2 separate regions of the Mus musculus genome follow, and region 2 is linked to region 1. Evidence: chromatin loops called from intact Hi-C (ENCODE). Cell type or tissue: heart. All regions are shown on one strand.

Region 1 (2,500 bases):
GAAATGAGAACTAATTATCACAAAAATAAACACATTGAAAGAATAATAACTTTTTGGGGGAACAAGAACAATGAATTCTTACTCTCTGTGAGGCAAGTACTGGCCATCCTATCTTACAGATGAGGACAATAAGGTATCGATTAAAAGACAAAGTTACACATGTGACAGACTTGAGATTTTAACCCATGTGTACTAAGGAACAGGGTCAGATTAAGCAACTTGCCAAAGGTAGACAGCAACTGAGCAATGATTAAAAGTCAGATCTAACTAGTGCCAGAGACAGTAGAGAAGACATTTTTTCAAATCACTATGGAAATAAAATTGTAAGCCTGACATGATGGTGCACAAATGTAACTTCACCACTGGGATGCTGAGGTCACAGGTTAGCCAAGGCTAGATATGAAGATGTTTCAGATTCCTTTAAAGGGGGGCTGAAGAGATGGTTCAATAGTTAAGCACTTGTTGCTCCTCAGAGGACCCAGGTACCTATCTGTAATTCCAGTTCAAGGGCTCCATAGCACCCCTCTGACTTCCCTGAGCACCAGGGGCTCCTACAGTGCATACACATTCATGCAAGGAAAACACAGTTTGTAAATACCTAAAAATTAATTTGTTAAGAGTTGACCTAGAGATGGCACACGCCTTTAATCCCAGCACTCGGGAGGCAGAGGCAGGCAGATTTCTGAGTTTGAGGCAAGCCTGGTCTACAAAGTGAGTTCAGGACAGCCAGGACTATACAGAGAAACCCTGTCTCAAAAAACACACAAACAAAAAAACAAAAAACAAGAGTTGTCCTAGAATACTAGTTAGCATGTTCAAAACCCAATACTGCAAATTATATAAATAAAGTTAATTATGATGGAGAGCTGGACATGACAGTGCATGCCTTTAATCCCAACACTTGGGAGGCAGAGGAAGGTGAATCTCTGAGTTCGAGGCCAGCCTGATCTACAGAGTGAGTTCCAAGTCAGCCAGGGCTACACAGAGAAACCGTCTTGAAAAAAAAAAAAAACCGTCTTGAACTTGTGGCAATCCTCCTGCCTCAGTCTCACAAGTGTTGAGATTACAATACTGAGTCACCAGACCTGGACCATACAATTAGTTTGTATTATAAGGTTAAACAAACAAAAAACCTATTTGTATTCAAGTATTGTGTCCAGATAAATAAATAACATAACCTTGAGTTAAAGTATTTAGGTTTAGATCTTGGCTCTGAACCTAACCAGTTCTATGATTGTTGTACAAGTACAGATTCCTTTTTTTTTTTTAATCTATTCTCTTGTTCACCCAACTGTACAAGGAGAGTGCTGAATATAACTCATAGGCTTATTGTTTGGATTATAAAATAACATACCTTTAATATTCTGGGCCATGCCAAGAACAAGAATATAGTATTCAGGATTGGAGAAACAATGGCTCAGCAGTTAAAAACAAAAAACAAAAAAAAACATTGCTTGTCCTTCTAGAAGACCAAGTAGCACCCATGGGGTGGCTTCTGTAATCCAGGGATTTGATGCCCTCTTCTGGCCTCCTCCACAGGCACCAGGCACACAAGTGGTAAACAGACACACATGCAGGCAAAACATCTATACACACAAAATACACTTTTATAAAAATATAGCATTTGATATATACACTCAAGAACTATAAGAATTTTCCTAATGTTCCAATGATTTCACGATTTTAGCTCCAAATTCAGCTTGTTTATATTTTAACTCCATCATCTTCAGCTTTTGCTGACTCTCTTGAGTCACTGAACAAAGGATAAAGCACCTAGTGTAGATCTAAGGTTTACTGTTACAGAAGTCCTACAGTACACTCAACCAGGCACGTACTCTGTGATGTGAGTGCTGGGATTAAAGACGTGCGCCACCACCGCCCGGCCAGAAATTCTTCTTGACTAAAGCTTTGTCCATCATCAATGCAAAGTTCCTCTGCTGTCTAAAGAGCCATCTGTAGTAAGAATTCTGGAATTTGGGTTTCTTTGGGGAGAAAAAAAAAACACAAATATTAAAGGAATGTGCCCTTGTTTTAATCCCAGGTGTAGGGATGTGGGGCTGCTGCAGACTACCCACAGCAGCTGACTATGATTTGCCTCCTGCTCTAGCAGAGTTGTGGTTTTGCCAGCTGCAGATAATTCCTGTGATTGTGTGACATTTGGAATTCTGGGAACTTTTCAAAGGATATATAAATTCAAGGGCCCTGAGAGTCAAGGTTGGTGGTTATTAGTGATTCGGAGGGTGGGGGAAGAGTTTAGTTGCAATTTTTTAATGGTTATGCTCAAAGACAAAACTGGGATTAAAGGCTTGCGCCACCACTGCCCAGTGCTCGCCTCTTAAAAAGAAAAATAATCCTCTGCTCTTTCCTACATTTGAAATCAAATTTCGCTGGGCAGTGGTGGCCCACGCCTTTAATCCCAGCACTCAGGAGGCAGAGACAGGCAGATTTCTGAGTTTGAGGCCAGCCTGGTCTACAGAGTGATTTCCAGGACAGCCAGGGC
Region 2 (2,500 bases), 52 kb before region 1:
ATTCTAGCACCTTACACAGGTTAAGCAGACACTGGATTTTGACCTAGATGATCAATCCCATATTCTGACTTTTGAATAAATAGAATTAAACAGCATTGCCAGTTTGTCAAAGTGGTGTACAATGTGTCCATGAAAGATGTGCTTAAAGAGCTTAGTTTGGAACATGAAAAATCTATCTAGTATTTCATTCACATGTTCCCATTCATCCATACCATCCCTCCTGAAGAATGTAAGGTTGATCCACTTATATAACATTTCTCCAAATCTACATGTAGCTTCCAAAAGAAATCTCTTTCGGGTCACACGGCTCCCAATGGAGGAGCTAGAGAAAGTACCCAAGGAGCTAAAGGGAACTGCAACCCTATATGTGGAACAACAATATGAACTAACCAGTACCCCGGAGCTCTTGACTCTAGCTACATATGTATCAAAAGATGGCCTAGTCAGCCATCACTGGAAAGAGAGGCCCATTGGACATGCAAACTTTATATGCCCCAGTACAGGGGAACGCCAGGGGCAAAAAATGGGAATGGGTGGGTAGGGGATTGGGGGGGTGGGTATGGGGGACTTTTGGGATAGCATTGGAAATGTAAACGAGGAAAATACCTAATTTAAAAAAAAAAAAAAAGAAATCTCTTTCAGGATCACTAAGGAATTTGTTTGAAGTTTTTAAATACTAATACCAACAGTAATTACTTCAGGTTTTTTTTTTTTTTTGGTTTGGTGGGATTTTGTTGTTTTTAAGAAGAGTTCTAGGACAAGACTATCAAAAGAAAGAAAGAAACACATGTAAGGCATTAACTATTCCTTCCTTCTCTCTAGTCTAGTTTGTTAAAGATCCTACTTTGATACTAATCCAGGATAAAAACCAGGAAGGTCAAATAAAATGAATAACGAGTAATTCTTACTTTTATCAAGTATTTCTAAACTACTGATAAACAGTCTCCTTAAAACTAGGGGTATCTATATTCTGATTCAACTACCAGGTTGATTTAAGCCTCAGTTAGTTCTAGGTTCCTTTCTTTTAAAAAAAAAAAATTTTTTTTTTAGTCTTTTTTTTCTTAAAATTTTTTTAAAAGATTTATTTATTTATTTATTTATTTATTATATGTAAGTACACTGTAGCTGTCTTCAGACCCGCCAGAAGAGGGCATCAGATCTCATTATGGGTGGTTGTGAGCCACCATGTGGTTGCTGGGATTTAAACTCAGACCTTCAGAAGAGCAGTCAGTGCTCTTAACCGCTGAGCCATCTCTCCAGCCCCTCTAGAAAGTGGTACAGATAGAGCAAGAATTGAAGAATTGCAGGGACCATTATGTGCATAATGTTCCTTTTGACAAAAGAAAAGCCAAGTTCATGAAACAGAATCCAAATAGATCCTAAATCCCTTTTGTTTTGTTTTGTTTCTCTGTGTAGGCCTGGTTGTCCTGAAACTTGCTCTGTACACCAGGCTAGCCTTAAACTCAGAGATACACTTGCCCTTGCCTCCAGAGTGCTGGGATCAAAGGCATGCGCTGCCACTACCTGGATGATACCAATTTGTTTGATTTAATCCTAAAGCCATCTTAGGAGGAGGGAACAAAACAAAGAAATACTAATTGGGTTAGAATCTAATGTCACCTTATTCCAGAAATGACCTTTTTTTTTTTTTAAAGAAGAAAGAAGTCTGCACAGGTGCCCATACAGGATAGGAAAGGGTGCTGGACCACTTAAGAGTTGGAATTACAGGCGGTTGAGAACCATTTGATGTGGGAACTAGGATTTGAAGTCCAGTCCTCAAGACTGGGCAGCAAACACTATGAGTTATTTTGTCACCTCTCTGGTCCCTAGAAATAAATATTTTATCTTAGGTAAGAATAATGACTTTCATTATGAGCTACTAGCTTCATCTGGAAAAAAGAGAAACTCTTGCTCAGTTCAAGCCAGAGGACACAGATCTTTCTAGAAGCTTTAGGATGCCATGATGTGGTAGCTAATATATGTAATCCCAGCACTGATATGCTGAGACAAGAGGACTGCTATAAGTTCAAGACCAGCATGACTACAATAGAATGAGACCCTGTTGCAAAACAGCAAAATACAAAAAGGGCAGTTTTAGGATAAAAAGCACCATCCTCTCACTGAGATTCATCCCATTTTTACAAGCTTATTTTAAGACGACCCAATCCCTAAAGGCAGCTAAACTGTTCCATACCTCCGTCTAGCACTCATATCCACAGGCTCATCATTGATGTTTTCTTTGCCGGGCCTTCCAGCAGTCCTGTTGTTGTCTCCATGAGGCCTGAGATTTCCATTAAGTTTCTCTTCATAACCCTTGACACCACTGCCATCTTGCTTAGTAGGTAACTCATGCGGCACCTCAAGATTTGCCAAATCTTTCCTTTTGAGCAGTGCTAACATTTTCAGCCGTTCCATGGCCTCATGCCCCTCCATTTTCAGTCGTTTTGCCAGAACATCATCTCGCTCATCTGCTGGGTCCAAACTCCTCTTCAAAAGATTC

What was found. A loop is a pair of places that touch in the nucleus more often than their neighbours do. Peaks named below come from ENCODE experiments on the same cell type or tissue, not always from the same donor. Only the 100,000 strongest peaks of a DNase experiment are listed, where the experiment ranks them.
Region 2: a loop joins it to region 1, with 2.5 times the contacts of the local background. A loop is called at or near these places in 6 of 42 quality-filtered maps.

Annotation. Positions count from the first base shown.
Region 1 is chr3:90,289,820-90,292,319 of GRCm38, reverse strand. No RefSeq gene overlaps it. Among named protein-coding and RNA genes, the nearest start is that of Gatad2b, 2.1 kb to the left of the region's middle. In heart, a CTCF peak has its summit at 1,538 (motif pointing left); no DNase peak of the experiment used is centred here; H3K4me3 peaks cover 339 bases; H3K27ac peaks cover 562 bases.
Region 2 is chr3:90,341,689-90,344,188 of GRCm38, reverse strand. It overlaps Gatad2b (GATA zinc finger domain containing 2B), which reads right to left. Exons shown (of 11, transcript NM_139304.3): 2 at 2,195-2,500. Among named protein-coding and RNA genes, the nearest start is that of Slc27a3, 47 kb to the left of the region's middle. In heart, a CTCF peak has its summit at 1,147 (motif pointing right); no DNase peak of the experiment used is centred here.